2 separate regions of the Homo sapiens genome follow, and region 2 is linked to region 1. Evidence: read pairs that join two places in POLR2A ChIA-PET (ENCODE). Cell type or tissue: Panc1. All regions are shown on one strand. Each heading gives the region's core, and the rest is flanking DNA. Links, peaks and the distances in the headings are about the cores only.

Region 1 (9,439 bases), core at 479-8,478:
TCGTCTTATTTTTTTCCTCTCTTTCCCTTCCTTGTTTTTTTTTTTTTTTTTTTTTTAATTTTACTCTGCCCCTCTTTTTTGGTTTGTTTTTATTTGATTTCATTTTTACAAAAGGCCGTTATATAAAGAACAAAATTTAAAAATAATAATTTGGACCCCATTAGATTTGCAGTATGCAAATGCTACGTATGTTTGGATTTAGAATTTTGTTTATCTACTTTTTTCCCACATTTCAAAGCTAGTATTAGCAAGTAGAAAATGTTGATTTCCTGTTTTCTCTCTCCTTCCCACTTATAAATTCCAGTACTGTTAATCTTAAATGATTTTTCTTCTTCTTCTTTTTTTTTTTTTTAAGTAGGGACGAGGTCACTCTGTTGCCCAAGCTGGAGTGCAGTGACTATTCAGAGGCCACAATCATAGCGCACTGCAGCCTCAAACTCCTGGCTTCAAGCCATCCTCCTGCCTCAGCCTCCTGAACAGCTGGGACTACTGGTGTGCACACCCATCCCCAGCTAAACAATCTTACTTGGAGGCGTAGTTAAAAATTAGTGTTTAGGCCGGGTGTGGTTGCTCATGCCTGTAATCCCAGCACTTTGAGAGGTTAAGGCAGGTGGATCACTTGAGCCGAGGAGTTCAAGACCAGCCTGGGCAACATAGACTCCCATCTCTACCCAAAATTTTTACAAATTAGCCAGGCGTGGTGGTGCGTGCCTGTAGTCCCCTGTAGTCCCAGCTACGTGGGAGGCTCATGCGGGAGGATTGCTTGAGCCCTGGTGGAGGCTGCAGTGAGCCATGATTGCACCACTGCACTCCAGCTTGTGTGACAGAGCGAGGCCCTGTCTCAAATAAAAAAATAAATAAGATTTAGAGTTCATCTTTTGCATTCACATGGGCAGTGTGGTGTCTGTTCATCTTCTCTCGCCTCTTCCAGTAGAGTCTATAAAGTGCTCTCAAAAAACTTGTGGGACTGAGAATGCTGAAGAAATGTGGCTCTATATCCAAAGATGAAACTTAATTGTCTCCTTAAGCTATGTTAAAGATTTGTTCTCAGGCTTATGGGTGCATCAAGGATTGTTAGTTGGACTCACCTTGAAAATCAAGGCGTCTGCTTCAGTCTTGGTAGCAGAAGTTAGACTAATAGCTCCTTATTCATCTTTTCCTCCAAAAGTTGGTGCAGTAAAGCACAGAGGCTTACTACACCTCTGTTGTGTGCAGATATTTAGTTCTAATAAATCCATATCCTTAAGGGAGACAGAGAGCTGCCCTTTGTTTCCAGTTGAGTAGCTTTTTGCTAGTGGACCTTCCCCTTCCATTTTTTCCACCCTCATTCTATTTGTAGTCACTTTACTAAAATCATTTAAGAACTACGTTAAATCCACAGGGACTGAGAAGAAAATATTAATCTATGGGGTTGGGGTGGGGGGTGGGAAAGCTGGTCAGTGTATTTATGATGGGGTAAAGTGTGTCATGGCAGTGGCAGAATATTTATTTTTAGACAAATTACAGCCTTTTTCCTCGTCTAAATCATTGGTCACTTTCTCTTTAGGCTCTACTTTGTAAGATGACCCTAATGCTCTCTGTTGGTTAGAAAAGCCCTCTAGTAATGGTAGTAGCAATATTTGCCATTCAGTTATATGGCTGCTAAGTGACAGATTCCAGTCCTACTCCAAGAAGGGTCTCCTTTTTCTGGAATACAGCTGTAAAGTGTGCATAGCCTTTAAGTTATTCCTAAAGCTAAATTGGCAGGGGAGATTTCATAGAATGAAACATTTTACACAGTTAAAAAGCATTTATCCTCAGAAATCAGTTTCTCTTGGGGACATTCCACCTTCTTAGTGGAGCTTGCCCTTTTATTGTGTCCTGATATTTGAATGTTTAGCTGAATGTTTGACATCATGTGCCATTAGCACGTGGCTCCAATTTGCCAGCCTTTGGGGTACTGTGGTAAGGTATGAGTGTGTATGTGCACACTCGGTGTTATACACTCTGCTGCGTGCTGCTGGTGTGGTTCATGAATCAGGGAAGCTATAGCATGATGATTGTTTAAGATCTTATGAGTTTTAGGGGAATGAAGCAAGAAGCTTAGTTTGAAGGTGTAAACTTTTGGCTGAGGGTAAGGATTGGGGGTGGTGAAATTAGTAACTTTTGCTTTGTAAAAGGATTTTGCAGACCTAGTTTCCTTTCTCCAAACTAATATGTATAACCAGAGCATTCTTGCATTCTTTCAAACTAGTATAGATAACCAGAGCATGGAAATGAAGGGCTAGAGTTAAAGTAAGCCCTGCAAACAACTCTTAGCTCTGTGTATTAATTTTCTTAGAGGAATTTGCCTTGTCATTGTTTATTGTAATGACAGAAAACAGGGAATCCCACTTCTGCACGCCCCCCATACCCCCCAGAAAAACCCTACATACCTAACATTGAGTTTCCGTTTTGTCTTTTCCTTAGACCGAAAGGTTTTGGCTTTAAATTTTCTAACCCAGTCTGGAAGACTATAGCATAGAATAGTTCTTGAAAAAAAAGAAGAAAAGCCCCACATACCAGAACCCTTTTAAATAAATTCTTTTAAAATGCTGCCTTTTAATTTTAGGATCTTAGCTTAAAGAAGACTGGAGGAGAATTTCCCATGAAATGGTTCCCATAATAGTTTTCAGAAAGACGTGCTAGGCAGTATTGTTAACTAAAGAAAATAAGTCTATCAGTTCCACTTAGATAACCTTTGGTAATAAACGAACTCCGTACACGTTGTGACCTTAGAGCCTGAACTTTGCAATCACATGACCAGCTTGTAAACTGACCTGTGAGGATGACTGTCGTAGTCCCGGCTTAGAGGAATTGACCAAGTGTCGGAAGGGTAGTCATCAAGCTGGACTTGTCCTGTAATCTCTGTTTCTTCATGGCTGCAATAGAACTTTTCAGCAGACTACAAGAAGCATGAAATGGAGACATGGGAAGGTAAGGAACAGTCTGGGGCCCAAATCTAAGGGTTAGAAATTTTCTTTGAAGGTTTAGAGCAAATAGCCTTGAGGGAGAAGGGAGGCAGTCCACAGGCAACTGTTTTTTTTGTGTCTTCGCAGAGTTCAGCTAGAAAGTTTTCATGTATGTAGCAAGTGGCTGTAAATGTTTTGGAATGGAGAAAAGTGAGAGAGAACTGCAGTGAATTCATTGTTGTGGTTGATGAAGAGCAGAAGAAAGGGGATTAATTTAAATTTTATAGTGATTTTAAAAAAATTAAATATACGTGTCAGTACATAGATAAAATTTACATTAAAAATTGTTGTTTATTTCTTGACAGATGTTGTTTGTATTTTAAATTCCTTAATCCAGTTCGCTATCTGCCAAAGTCTTATTTACTACTGTTAATTATAGATAGAATTGGGGTCATGAGGCCATTGATAAGGCAACCTCATCCTCTGGTAGGGAGCTTCTATACTTTACAGTTTGGGATATAAGACTAAGCCATTGCTAATTTCTTTTTAAGTGGGTTGCTTTTTAAATGGGTACATTTTCTGCATGTGTGTGTATGTAATGAATAGTCACTAGTGTTATAACTTGTTTATTTGGGATAGTCTCCTAGTTATGTGAGAAACCCCACTTTTCCACAACTTTATTATTTAGGCCAGGAAAGACACATACAGCTGAAGGAACAGATAAAATGGATGAATGTTAGTATTAAAGTTTTGCCATGTTTATGAAGTACAAGCTAAGAGTTTGCAAGAGTTTGGTTTTCTTAAAGGCAAGCACTACTGAGAAGAGTTCCCGACTCTTTGAAGCAGTTGATAAATTTCTAGGACTGGCATTAACCCTACGAAATAGCTGGTCCTGGGAAAGCTTCCCAGCCTCTTGCAGCGTGGCTAACATCTGCCAAAGGCAGCTTTGCAGTTTCATTCTCACTCTGGGGATGCACAAACCAGGGAAGTGGGACCCCCTCTGATAATAGCATTCTTCTTTTTAGTAACCTTGGCTTCATTCCTCCCTTATATGTTGTACCCCAGCACCTTACATGCCAGAATTATTGGTTTTTAGTGCAAGTTAGCAGAAACAAGAGAAAGTTTGTAGAAAATACCAGTTATATATAAGGCCTGTTATTTATCTTGAACAGCCTCCTCCCCCAGTATGCATAGAAATTCTTTGTTAAACTATCCTGGATATACTAGCTTTTCCAGAAAGGAGTAGTTTAAGAAGTAAGATTTGCTTTGGATCTGTTGGACAGGAGTTTAGGAGCTGGCAGAGTCCCAGAGCAGTAATTACATGAGTTTAGAAGGGATGACTCTGGAGAATTTAGATTTTTTTTCGACGAGCTTGAGTCTCTTAGTGATATGTAGTCTGCTAGCTCTGAAAGAGAAAAAAGGTTTGCACAGAAAGTTCTCCCCTGGTTCATATTTAAGTTTTGAAACTTCAGTTCTTCTTAGTCATTCAACTGCAGAAAATAACTTACGGTACCAAAACAAGAACTTTCATAAAATAAGGAAATGAATTTAAAATTGTTCACCTAGATCTTTCATTGAAAATTCTAATAAAGCAAAATGAATGATCCCAGTTGTAGGAGGTTTTGGAATCTTAAGAGGCAAAATCAACTGCTTACAAAAGAGGTCAGTGAAAATGCTACTGTAAAAAAAGCATTGCCTGGTTTTAGATATTGGGCCCTTGTCCATTTAAATTAACCTTTGTCACAGCTGGGCATACAAATGTTTTGTTTTAGTTCACAGAGGGTTAACTCTATTCAAGCTTTCACTGTGGCAGGCCTGATCTGTGGAGTCATACAATCTGGTCTTTCAGCCCTGCCAGTCGCTAGGCAGGAAGTCTTATTTCTTAAGCTATCTTTCAGAATGGGGGTTGGGATTTGGAGAAAGGTGGGGGAAGGGCTTTGGAGCATCTGTAAGGATCAATAACAGAGAGAGAGAGAGAGCCGTAAGAGAGGCCATTGTGCACACTTCAAGATAGATGCAGCCCTTGTGCACAGCCCCTGCCTGGCAGGACAGACACCTAAAACCAAAACAATGACACCGAATGAATTCTCTGTGAAAATTAGATTGCCGCTTAAAGGAGAAAAATACTTGAGTGCCCTTTCAACGTTGGGGAATATTCTCATTCCTCAACTTGCAAAGATTAGGCAACCCCCACTAAAAATAACTCCAAATTGATTTTTAAATGCCTTTTGTCCTCATGCTAATACTGTATTGAATTGGAGAGGGTGATCATTTGGGTCTTGGTCACATGCATCAAAGCATTGAGTAAGTAATCTTTTTTCTTCTCTCTCTCCCCCTCTCTGCTCTCTTCCTCCCTCCCTTTTTCTCTTCTTTTTTATTCTAATGTTTGCTTTACCCTGTTGGTTTTGGAGGCATCATTAAGGGAATGAAAAAACTAAGATTTGGTTAGGATTTGAGTAACACATGTGCGAAATCCCTCCCCGAACAGCTGGTATTGGCTCTCGAAACTTCAACTGAGCTAAACAGATGTTCCTAGTGTGTTATTTTGAGATAATTTAAACCAGACTTATAGTCAAGAACTCTACAAAAATTGTAGATTTGATTTTTAAATGCACTAAAGTTGTGATATCGTGCCACATCTTAATACATGTTATATGGGTGTTAAGCAAAAACACCTGAGCTTGGGAAAGTGAGCAGTTCCGCCAATGAAATTGTGATATTTAAAACACTACCAAGTTTGTTATTCTTTTACTCCAGCCCAGATTTTCATTTTTCAGATTCCCCTTTCCCAAACCCTGTAACATTCCTGTTTTACTGTATCCTTTTCCAGAGGACTAAGGCATTAATTCATTAGGTACTTTCTTGATGCAAATTCTTTATGGCATTTGGAAAGAGTAATGGAGTCATTGCCACCTTTCTTCTACTAAACTTCCAAAGTACTGGTGACAACTGACTGGTAACAGCTGAGAAAAATGGAATCCTAAACAGCCTTAAATAGTCTTCTCCCAACTTGAAATCTTCCAGGAATAAATGCATAAATGAACTGGGGGTCCATAATGTGGCTTGCAGACAGACAAATGGAATAAGGGGAGGCGGGGAGACCTGCGCTTGAAATTAGCAAGTTTAGTTTATTCTAGGCTTCTTGAGTTGAAAACTGACATAATCTGGACAATTTTGAGGCTAGGAAAAATATCTGGATGCCTCACATCATCTGGATATTTTTAACCCATCTCTAATCGGTACCCTTTTGCTGGGGAAAATGATGTACAGGAAGAAAATCTGATTTAATCACCGCAAACAGTACCTCCTTGACACAATTGATTCTGCCCCTCTGATATATTGTAATTCTCCATTAATATTTAAACCAAAGAATCGATTATTTTAATGGACATTTTCCATGGACATACAAATATTACTAACAAAACTTGGAAATTCAGTTACCATTTCCGTTGTGTTAAAATGGGGTATGAAACCTACCATGACCCTTTTGAACAATGTGGTCTTTAATGTGTATTAGGGGGAGGGCCTAGTGAAGGAAAAGCCATAAAAGTCCTCAGGGTTCAAGATGAGGTTGGGATTTTGGCCCATTGCTTTTGTCATTTTCACACACAAACATCGCTGCAATCATGTTTGATTTAGCATCCTTAATACAATGAGGTGGGAGAACAAAAGGATATCAGAGGCACAAATATGGCAACCAAACAATCTCCCACCCCGCGACCACCAATTTTTTCACATCATTCGTTTTTTTCTGTTCCCCTGCTACTGGGGTTTCTTTTTAAGCCGAGGAAATTAATCTATTTGCAAGAATCTTCTTTTTGCATGCCTCAGTAGTTTGCTTGGGCAATTGAAAAGCTACATCTCAAATGGTTTTTAGCTGTGTGAAAAGTCATTTCCTAAAAACTTGGGGAAAACGCTATAATTAGGAAAAATGCATCTACCCATATTTCAAGGTTAAGAGTTGGTCAGGGTGTGTGGTGGGGGGTGGGGGAGGTGTTCACACTGCACAGCTGTTTTACATATTTTGAAAAGCCTGATAGATGTAAAGGTCATTGCTAACTCTAACAGGGTCTTGATGCTCACACTGTGATCCAAGGACCTTGCATTAATTAGGATGAGAAGCATGGAAGGTCAGGAGTCAACCGGCTGGTGAGCCTCGATGGATTGTTAGTGGGACCAATCAGAATTCCTGTAGGATTTTTAAACCATTAAAACAAAAAAACAAAAACTACTGCTGCTTCTGTTGCCTCTGGATGGATCCCTTGGTCTGTGTGGCAAGGACTCGTCCCCTGTTGCCCAGATGGCTCATAAAAACTTGGCTACGTATATGGCTTTGCTACAGGCTTCCTGGTGTTGGAGAAAGAACCTCATCAGCTTGACTCTGTCACTTGGCCAAGTCACTTGACCTCTATGAACCTCAATTTCCTTATATATGCAACAGAGGATAGTAATACCTATCTCACAGGACCGCTATGGGAATTAAATAAGAAAACTGTCAAGAGTGCCCAGAACATGCTTAATGTGGCTTGAATTGAAATGAGTTTCAAAGAGGAGCAAATTTAGGGAAATTAAGAAAAAGAGAATTCTTGGGTGAGCCTATGGCTGGTGGTGTTTATACTCTAAGGTCTCCAGGGAGTGCCTCCATTCGGTAAGCAACAATAAGGGAGGGGCTCTTTGGAAATTTAGCCTTGAAAATGCTGTACAACCAGTGGGGCCAGCTGCTGAGCCTTCTAGAACCAATTGCAGTGTTAATATGCTATTCCTGTGGTAGTGATAATTAGTCATGAATGGGTCCCTGCAAAATTTCTGGCCTTTTCTCTACAGAAAGTCTTTTACAGTTCTGTTGATTGGAAGAAAATGGAGAGGGGGATGGGCTTTAAGGTAACAGAGATGTTAAATCATAACCAGGAAAAGAAGGATAATAAAGTTAGTCTTAATTTCCTGTGTTTTGATAGATAAATAGATGCCAAGACAGTTGCCATGACCATGTTTGATAGCCCTTTCTCAGGAGCTTTACTGTGAAGTAGTGAAGTTGGGAATGTTGTTAGCATGCTAATCATTGCCTTACTAACTTTGGAGTTGTCAACCTCTCTGCCTTCTGGGTTCAGGGGTTATATCAATGGCTTGTTATTCTAATCTCTGTATATAAAATTATTATGCAGCTAACATTCATGAAGTATTTACTATTTTCTAAGCACTAGGAACAGAGGTGAGTTAGAATTCCTCACCTAAACTACAGATCTCCTTTTTGATCTACAAAGAAGGAAAAATAGTTTTAATGTTGCTTAACAGATGTTGAATATTCACCACTTAAAAAGTGGAGCTTTTGAGAGTGACTGGGGGAGAAGATGAGCTAGCAGTGGGATTTGCTCTCACTTTGGGGCCCTGTATTTCTTTGAGGGTTTTTGCTTTTTGGGTTTTTTTTTTAACTACTTTTGCTAGGTATTTCTTGTGACTTATTTGCTCTTCCAAATGTATGGCTGCAAAATAGAATATTTTAATATTTTTCTTAACATGGTAAAATTAGAGGCCTGAATTACAATTGGCAAAAATGTAGAGAGAGTCGAAACCTCATTTTTCTGTTTCTCTGTTAGCATCCTATTTACCATTAGCGAAATGTTTTCCTTTCTATGAAGTTTCAGCATGTGGCTTCAGTGTGATGGCTACAGTAGACTAGCTTTGCTTTTTTTTTTTTTTTTTTTTTTTTTTTTTGACAGAGTCTTGCTCTGTCACCAGGCTGGAGAACAGTGGTGCGATCTCGGCTCACTGCAACCTCCATCTCTTGGGCTCAAGCGATTCTCCTGCCTCAATCTCCTGAGTAGCTGGGACTGCAAGCATGCGCCACCACGCCCAGCTGATTTTTGCATTTTTAGTAGAGACGGGATTTCACCATGTTGCCCAGGATGGTCTCGATCTCTTGACCTCATGATCTGCCTGCCTTGGCCTCCCAAAGTGGTGGGATTACAGGCATGAGCCAAGGTGCCCAGCCAGCTTTGCTTTTTAAAGGAGCTAATAAGTTATGGATAACTTATTAAGTATCAGATATATTTATTTATGGTATATTAAATAACCACTGCACAAGAAAATGTATGTTTTAGATATTTGAAAAAAGAAAAAAGCAGACACCATTCCTGTGAGCATTTAATCTCAAAATGTGCACAAGTCAGTGTGGAAAGAAGAGCAATGCAAATGAAAGGCTTGGCAACCAGTAGGTGGTAGCCATCAAGTCTTGGCCTTGGTCATTATTATAAGAGTATGTGTACATGTACACTATCATATGCATTTATGTTTATTTTTTTTATTTTTTATTTTTTGTTTGTTTGTTTTTGAGACGGAGTCTCGCTCTTTCGCCCAGGCCGGAGTGCAGTGGTGCTATCTCGGCTCACTGCAAGCTCCGCCTCCTTGGTTCACGCCACTCTCCTGCCTCAGCCTCCCGAGTAGCTGGGACTACAGGCGCCCGCCACCGCGCCCGGCTAATTTTTTGTGTTTTTAGTAGAGACGGGGTTTCA
Region 2 (9,439 bases), core at 1,051-9,050, 1.7 Mb after region 1:
AGAGGTCATTAGTGACCTTTTAAAAAGCAATTTAGTACAGTGATGAGGTGATACTCTATGAAATATTAGGTACCTCAGCTGGTTTGGTGTTAAATGGGAATAAGGATAGGACACATTTAAAGCATTTCACAAAGAAAATTGACAGGCTTTATTTGTATACCTAACACATGCTTATAGGGTACATACCAGACACTGTTCTAAGCTCTTTAAAAAATTAAATCATTTATTTTCCATAACAACCCTATGAAATAAATTACTATTGATAGATGGGAATATTGAAGCAGAGTGGTTTGAGTTTACACAGAAAGTAGTTGAGCAGGGTTTTGATCCTAGGAAATACGGCTCCAGAGTCCATGGTTTTACCCACTGCTCTATGCAGTGACTGAATATAGGAGCCAAAGGAGTGGGAAACATTTAAGCAAAGAGAGGCTCATTGATAAGAATGGAGAGGCTTGGAAAGAGACCCAGGTTGAGAAGAAGGTAAGTAAAGGATTTATGTTTGATATGTTTTTTATTTCTTTCTTCCTAAGTCCGTTTCCACTCTCTGCCCATTTAGGTTAATTTCTTCCACTTTCATGCTTTCATTTATCACTTACCATCTGTAATCAGATCTTTTCTTCATATCCATCCAGCTCATGAATCCTCACCTTGATGTCATGCAGGCTTCTCTGGCTCAAGACCAGACTCATGATCATGCCCTCCAATATTCCCTGCTTTGCTGAATGACATTCATCAAAGATATCCAGTTACAGAAACCAAATATCTTGGAGTCATCTTGACCCTTTCCCCACATTGGTCACCAAGCCCATCAGTTCTTTGTTGGAAATGTCTCTCAAATCTGTTTCCCCTCTCCATCCATATTATTGTTGTCTCTCTTCAGGCCCATGCCATTCTGTCTTGATCTGTTTAGAGTAATCACATACTAAAATGCTTCCTTGTACTTTTCTCCAAGCCATTCTCCATAAGAAATTTTTTTGGCTTATTGAAGTTTAGACAGTGCATGAGTGCAGGCATCATGCATTTCAAGTGATAGGGAAATAGCCTAGAACAGGTATTTTTGAGTACCTTGAATTGAGATTTAGTTTGGTTAAGTTTGGCCATGGGGATTGGGATTTAGGGATTGTTAACATAGGGAGGTAATAAAACATTGAGAAACAGAAGACAGGCTTTTTGAAAAAAATAGCAAAAAATTGGAGACTTAGCTTTGAAAGAGATACTTACCCTTATACAATTTAGTGAAGCCTCAAAGAACAGACCAGCAAAACAATGGTGGAAAACAGTTCAATAGTTAAGTAATTTGCCCACTTCCACATAACAGTTCAAAAAAAAGAACTAGGCCGGGCGTGGTGTCTCACGCCTGTAATCCCAGCACTTTGGGAGGTGGGAGGCTGAGGCATGAGAATCACTTGAACCTGGGAGGCTGAGGTTGCGGTGAGCCGAGATCACACCACTGCACTCCAGCCTGGGCAACAGAGCGAGACTTGGTCTCAAAAAATGAAAAAAAATCAAAAGAAGAATTAAATCTATATTCATCAACATAAATTGCTTTCAAAAACAATGAGTGAAAAAAGTAAGTTGCAAAACAATATGTATAGTTTATGTATAAGAAACTTAATTACGTTATACTTTTGTGGCTAGACATATAGAAGTATTGTTTTTAAAATGCCAGGAGGGGCCGGGCACAGCGGTTCATGCCTATAATCCCAGCACATTGGGAGGCCGAGGCGGATGGATCACTTGAGGTCAGGAGTTCAAGAACAGCCTGGCCAACATGGTGAAACCCCATCTCTACTAAAAATGCAAAAATTATCCGGGCTTGGTGGTGCATGCCTGTAATCCTAGCTACTCAGGAGGCTGAGGCAGGAGAATTGCTTGAACTCGGAGGTGGAGGTTGCAGTGAGCCAAGATTGCACCACTGCACTCAAGCCTGGGCAACAGAGCAAGACTCCGTTTCAAAAAATAATAAATAAATATATAAATAAATAAACAAAATGCAAGGAGGGAGAGTCAGGAAGGATCAAACTTAAACTGAATACTGAGTGGTAGGCAGTTGAGAAGGGGAATTACATCTAAAATCTTCAAAAATTTTTCAAGAAGAATACATTCTGTATATATTACTTAAAAGTTGAAACAAAAGCTTGATAACTTGGAGAGTATCGTGTCATGAAAGTTACCTAAAAGAAGAACAAGATTAAGGTTTATAGAGAGAAAGGCTGTAGTATAATACAGCCTCTTTAGAAAAAGAACATACCATGTCAATGAGGGACAAAGATTTCCAAGTAGTTTTGAGTGGTAAGTTGAAAGATAAGGGCACTTTTATGAGACAGGTGAGGAAGCAAACTGATACCTAGCTTAAGAATTTATTATACAGATAGAAAAATTTTACTTGCCAGTAGTTATTAGAAGCATTTGAGAAAAGAAACTATTTTCTCACTGCCTGTAGTATAGCAATTTACATTGTCCCACCTGGAATATTCAGTAATTAGTCATTTTTTACTATCCTCATTTGAACAAAGGGAAAATTTCAAATTAGTTATAATTGTGGAAGGATTGTATAAATATAAATGAAGAGGAAGTGAGAATATTCCCATTACATTGATGTTTGAGAAATATCATTCAAAACTTGCTAATAGAAACTCAACAGTATTCAGATTTAATCTCAGTAACTGAGGCAATAGATAATAAAGACCTGAACTATGGCAATGATGTAAGAATGGAGGAGTGAGGAGTTGGTGATCATTCTGAGGAAAGAATCAACAAAATATGATGACTGTGTCTCTGATCTACCTGATCAGTTCTTTACTTTCCTTCAGTTACAAGAAGCTTGACTATAACCTAGAATTATCTGAGTGATTTTTATGATTATTTTGAGTAATTACTGCTATACTTAGAAGTTACCTACAGTTGGGGATTGTGAAATCAAATATATTCATAATTTTTATTGTCTGCTTTATTTGCAAATGGCATTAAGTTTCAGTCCACAAAGATAAATACACAAAAGATGGAAAATAATATAAAGTAAAATAGATGAGAAAGGTATAATAAGGATAAAGGCATAATATGCAATCAGGAATATGACTAATACATATATGCTTGCCATTTAAGTCTTCTAATTTCATGCAAATTTGGCTTGAAGTTATAACTTGTTTTTAAACATAAACCTTTTTTTGAAGCATAACAAAAACAAAAATATACAAGTCATAAGTGTGCAGCTCAATGAATTTTCTTGGCCTGTGTTTGTGATACTGAATGTAAGGAAGGAAATCTGAAGAGTTACACAATTTTTTTTTTTTTTTTTTTTGAGACGGAGTCTCGCTCTGTCGCCCAGGCTGGAGTGCAGTGGCACAATCTCAGCTCACTGCAAGCTCCACCTCCCGGGTTCACGCCATTCTCCTGCCTCAGCCTCCCGAGTAGCTAGGACTACAGGTGCCCGCCACCACTCCTGGCTAATTTTTTTTTTTGTAGTTTTAGTAGACACGGGGTTTCACCGTGGTCTCGATCTCCTGACCTCATGATCTGCCCACCTCGGCCTCCCAAAGTGCTGGGATTACAGGTGTGAGCCACCGCACCTAGCCGAGTTACACAATTATTATCCTTGAGATAAAACTGTACCAGCCAGGTGCAGTGGCTCACACCTGTAATCCCAACACTTTGGGAGGCTGAGGCAGACAGATTACCTGAGGTCAGGAGTTCAAGACCAGCCTGGCCAACATGGTGAAACTCCATCTCTACTAAAAATCCAAAAATTAGGCCTGGCGCAGTGGCTCATGCCTGTAATCCCACCACTTTGGGAGGCCGAAGCAGGTGAATCACCCGGGTCGGGAGTTCGAGACCAGCCTGACCAACATGAAGAAACCCCGTCTCTACTAAAAATACAAAATTAGCCAGGCGTGGTGGCGCCTGCCTGTAATCCCAGCTACTGGGGAGGCTGAGGCAGGAGAATCACTTGAATCCGGGAGGTGGAGGTTGCGGCAAGCCCATTGCACTTCAGCCTGGGTGACAAGAGTGAAACTCTGTCTCCAAAAAAAAAAAAAAAAAAAAATTAGCTGGGCATGGTGGCAGGCACCTGTAATCCCAGCTACTCAGGAGGCTGAGGCAGGAGAATCACTTGAACCCAGGAGGCAGAGGTTGCAGCAAGCCGAGATCACGCCATTGCACTCCAGCCTGGGCAACAAGAGTGAAACTACATCTCAAAACAAGAAAAAAAAAATTGTACCTAGATTAGTTGTTTCATACCTGGATTTTGGCATCATGCAGTGTAAACCACCAGTTCCAGATCTAACACTTAACACTTTCAACCTCCGTTGGGGTTTACAAGTTATTTATGTTTTCTAAGCTTAGTTTCGTCATATACAAAATGTGGGATAATGGTAATACTTACCTGTAGAAATTTTCACGATTAAATGGGTCAATTTATTTATTTATTTATTTATTTATTGTGATAGGATCTGGCTCTTTCACCCAGACGAGTGCAGTGGCATGATCATGGCTCACTGCAACGTCTGCCTCGTGGGCTCAAGCCATCCTCCCATTCAGCCTCCCAAGAAGCTGGGACTACAGGCGCATGACACCACGCCCAGCTAATTTTTGTATTTTTTGTAGAGACGGGGTTTCACCGTGTTGGCCAGGCTGATCTCAAAGTCCTGAGCTCAAGCAGTGTGCCCACTTCAGCCTCCCAAAGTGCTGGAATACAGGCATGAGCCACTGTGCTCGGCCTAAATGGGTCAATTTAGGTATAACATCTATACCTGAAATGTAGCAAGGAAGATTAGGTATCATTTCTCTTATTTTTAAATAAAATTAAGATGGTTCATAAGAAACTTTTTTTAACTATCAAAAAAAATTTTTTTTAAGTGTTTAAAACAGGTTCATGCCTGTAATCCTAGCACTTTGGGAGGCCTTGTGGGAAGACTGCTTGAACCCAGGAGTTTTAGGTTACAGCGAGATTTGATTGCGCCACTACACTCCAGCCTAGGCAACACAGCGAGACCCTGCCTCTACAAAAAATAAAAACATTAGCTAGGTGTGGTGGTGTGCACCTGTAGTCCTGGCTACTCAGGAGGCTGAGGCAGGACGATTGTTTGAGCCTTGGTGCCAAGGCAGCAGTGAGCTATGATTACGCCACTGCATTCTAGCCTGGGTGACAGATGACAGAGTGAGACCTTGTCTCAAAAAAAAAAAAAAAAAAGAAAGTTGAAATTTGGTTTTATATTGCCAAAACTATTTTGGTAACAAACCCTAGAAAGAAAGCTTTCCCTAGGCACTCAAAAGAAGATATCATAATGAAGAGCATCTGTACCATAGCCTAGTAATAATTTCATGGGGGAACATTAAGAACTCATTATTCTTCTGTTTTTTGTCAAATGAGCTGTATAAAGTATAACAAACCATTGGTCATTGCCCTCAAATAACTAACAGTCTATTGGAAAGAGAAACTAGTGAAAGGAAACAATTAAGGGATAAGATGTGTGGCCTGGAAATAAGAATTTATCAGAGAGAGACAATAGAGTGGGCTGACACATCCTAGGGAAAACATCCTTTAAGAAACCAATAAATTTTGCTCACATTCTTAGACTACAGCAGACAGATCAAAGCAAACACTTCCCTGAACTATCTGGTTGGCTGCTGTTGTTGATAATTTTCTTGAGAACTGATGGATAGGAAGCACAGTCATGCATCACTTAACAACTGTGATGTGTTTTGAGAAATGCGTCGTTAGGTGATTTCATCATTTTGTGAATATCACGGAGTATACTTAATGCAAACCTAGATGGTATAGCCTACTACACACCTGGGTTGTATGACACAGCCTGTTGCTCCTTGGTTATAAACCTGTACCACATGTTACTATACTGAATACTGTAGGCAATTGTAACACAATGGTGTTTGTGTATCTAAATATAGAAGAGGTACAGTAAAAATATGGTATTATATTCTATGGGACCATCATTGTATATGCAGTTCATTGTTGAACAAAACACTGTCATATGACACATGACTAAATGAAACTACACTCCAGCTCTTCATCTTTAGAGCAAGGAACAATTGTCTCTGAGGATAGTTGTCTAAAGCATTGTGAGTACTGTCATAATATAGGTAGAACCAATGAATGCTTATTTTGGGGTGTGAGGAGGGAAATACTGATCTGAGGGTTTCATAGGCACCTTCAAAACCAGCTAAATGCTAAAAAAGAATGCCACTTTTGTTTGGCCACTTGAAACAGTCATTTTTACAACTCTGGTTACAAATTGGAACATTCATCACTCCAAATCCAAAATGAGTATTTTAAGCTACTGCAGTTGCTAAAAGTGACCAATGATAATAGTTTTGCTGCTTTAAATTACTGACATTTTCCCTGTATATCTTCTACATTTTCCCTTCATGTTTGATACTCACTGTCTTTTCTCTGATGTTTCATTTGCTTGTCTACATCGCTCCTCTCTCAATGCAGTTTTTGTATTTATTGTGATTATCGGTACATTCAAAATGTCATACAAGGGGAAAGATTATGCTTTGTTTGTGTTTTTATTAATATACTTATTACTTCTTCTTATATTGGTGCCACACCAGTTCCCCCTCCTAAATTTCACCTCTCTTTCTTTTTTTTTTTTCTTTTTTTTTTTTGAGATGGAGTCTTGCTCTGTTGCCTAGGCTGGAGTGCAGAGGCGCAATCTCGGCTCACTGCAACCTCCACCTCCCGGGTTCAAACAATTATCCTGCCTCAGCCTCCCGAGTAGCTGAAACTATAGGCGCCCGCCACCATGCCGGGTAATTTTTTGTGTTTTTAGTAGAGATGGGGTTTCACTGTGTTAGCCAGGATGGTCTGGATCTCCTGACCTCGTGATCCACCAGCCTTGGCCTCCCAAAGTGCTCACAGGTGTGAGCCACTGTGCCTGGCCGGTCACCTTCTTTCAATGCCATTCTCATTCAAATGAACTCCTAAATGTAGAATCTTTACACATTCCTTTTATTCATTCTCTATATCCAGTCAGTTACCAAGTTCTTTGAAATATCTTTTGTTATTTTTCCTTTCGTCTTATTCCCATTTTTATTTCTTTCTAGGCCATCATGGCCTCAGACCTGCAATGCTTCTGCAGACACTAAGCTGGTCTTCCTAACAACAGTTCTTCCTTACCACTGTCAAACTAATCTGATAGGTTCAACTAATGCAAACTGAGCACTTGCTGTGTATTTAGTGCAGTCTTAGGCGATGGGAATACACACTGATTTGAACAGAAGAGGGTTTGGCCAGTAATGGGACAAGCAATGTAGCTGCAATAAGTATAATATAATTCAAAGCAAAAGTAAAGAATATTTTGTCTTAGAAGATGCAAGTTCCCAGCATTAGATGGAGATACTTCCCCCTAATACCATGAAACTTGGAGTTTGGATGGGAAGGAATAAGTATTTAATAAAGTGTGTTGAGTGTTACAGTAGAAGTATGCAATGGGCCCAGAAGAGACAATTCTACTCTATTAAGCGGTCAGGGAAGGGCCTCTCAGAGAAAATAAAGGAGTCACAATTGTTTAGAAAGTGGTGTTTTTGTTTGTTTTATTTTACTTTGTTTTTTTAGACAGAGCCTCATTCTGTCACCCAGGCTGGAGTGCAATGGCACAATCTCGGCTCGCTGAAACCTTCACCTCCCAGGTTCAAGTGATTCTCCAGCCTTGGCCTCCTGAGTAGCTGGGACTACAGGCACGTGCCACCACACCTGGGTAATTTTTGTATTTTTCATAGGGACAGGGTTTCACTATGTTGGCCAGGCTAGTCTCGAACTCCTGACCTCGTGATCCACCCACCTCAGCCTCCCAAAGTGCTGGGATAACAGGCATGAGCCACCATGCCTGGCTTGTTTTTTGTTTTGGTTTTTGTTTTTGTGATGGAGTTTTGCTCTTGTTGCCCAGGCTGGAGTGCAGTGGTGCAATCTTGACTCACCACAACCTCTGCCTCCCGGGTTCAAGTGATTCTCCAGCCTTAGCCTCCTGAGTAGCTGGGACTACAGGCATGTGCCACTACGCCCAGCTAATTTTGTATTTTTAGTAGAGATGGGGTTTCTCCAAGTTGGTCAGGCTGGTCTTGAACTCCCGACCTCAGGTGATCCGCCTGCCTTGGCCTCCAGAAGTGCTGGGATTACAGGCGTGAGCCACCATGCCCAGCCTAGAAAGTAGTGTTTTAAACTAAGGAAACAAGTATCATTAGGTCTGGAGCCAAGAGAGAGCTGTTATGTATCAGGCATTAAGGAATAAGAATAAAACCTGGACTCTGCCATCAGGAGCTGATATCCATTGTTACAGAAGTTAAGATGATAAAGATTGGACTTTGGGGTCCAGATGTGGCCAGGAGAAGCTGGTTGTCTCATCTGACTCTGAACTAAGGGGTTGATTAATACATAAAATTCAGTGAATTTCTTGATGCACTGAGATTATAGAGCTATATCTCAAAGACAGACCTAGCATACCTACCAATCTCATAGAAGACTGGTATATAAAGAGAATGTCAATTCATTATGTCATTAGTTTACAGTGACTAGTGGACTGGAATTATCGTGTTGGCATGGCAAATTTATCTTTTCCCTTGAGAGAGACAAATGGGAAGCCAGGTTATGAGAAAATCATTTATGAGAGTATGGAATCAGAACATGGAGACTTTCACCAAAGGAATTGCTATATAAAGGAATCAGTATGCAGACAGTTTGGGGAAAGATACCTTCTCCATTGTTGAATGGGTTTTTCCAGTGTTTACCTTAATTATGATTGGGTTTCATTAATCAGTTTATATTCAAGAGGTTAGTCTTCATCCAGGAGACAACGGGAAGTCACTGAAGGAGTTTAGGCAGGGGTGGGGTATAATCAGATCTCTGTTTTTGAAAGATGTGGTGGTATGAAAACTGTATTAGAGGGAACATAAGCAGGAAGCCAAGGCAACATTTATGAATCAGTTCTAGTAGTCCACATAATGACTAATGATTGATAAATAGGGATAAAGTTTAAAGAACAAAATCTAATAGGGATTGATTCGATCTATGTTACCGCTACTCAGATTCCCACCATATAGCTCATGTCGTTTTTCTACATCAAGTATCTTATTTTCTTTATAAAGAAGTGTTCCTTAAAACGGAGTTTAGATTTTTCCAGAATGGACAGGACAAAGAACTTTGTCTTTGCCTAAACATTGTCCCGTTAGTTCTGTGACTTTCATTTTATTGCAGAAATACTTGTATGAATAAGTTCATATCAATTTAAACAGAAAAGGGCTTGGCCAGGAATTGGACAAGCAGTGTCAGTGCAGTTGTTTAAAATATAGAGCAAAGAAAAAGAGCAAAGGAACCCATGTTTGCTGTAGGTTCTCTCTTCTTCAGAGACCAGTTTTTACTGAATGATTCCAGAGAGGTGAAAATCTCCATATTAGAGTTCTGAAGTGGGGAGACAATTGCTTTTGC

The links. ChIA-PET counts read pairs that join two places held together with the same protein. Peaks named below come from ENCODE experiments on the same cell type or tissue, not always from the same donor. Only the 100,000 strongest peaks of a DNase experiment are listed, where the experiment ranks them.
Region 2: POLR2A ChIA-PET joins it to region 1 with 5 read pairs; 2 of 35 experiments call an interaction of 5 or more read pairs at or near these places.

Annotation. Positions count from the first base shown.
Region 1 is chr9:124,589,265-124,598,703 of GRCh38, reverse strand. The region is part of intron 2 of NR6A1 (nuclear receptor subfamily 6 group A member 1); the gene reads left to right. It also overlaps the pseudogene LOC100419284. Among named protein-coding and RNA genes, the nearest start is that of MIR181A2HG, 64 kb to the left of the region's middle. In Panc1, for the core only: no CTCF peak of the experiment used is centred there; no DNase peak of the experiment used is centred there; H3K27ac peaks cover 1,285 bases.
Region 2 is chr9:122,920,369-122,929,807 of GRCh38, reverse strand. All of the region lies in intron 1 of ZBTB26 (zinc finger and BTB domain containing 26), which reads left to right. Among named protein-coding and RNA genes, the nearest start is that of ZBTB26, 6.4 kb to the left of the region's middle. RefSeq lists enhancers at 7,318-7,818, 7,819-8,319. In Panc1, for the core only: no CTCF peak of the experiment used is centred there; no DNase peak of the experiment used is centred there.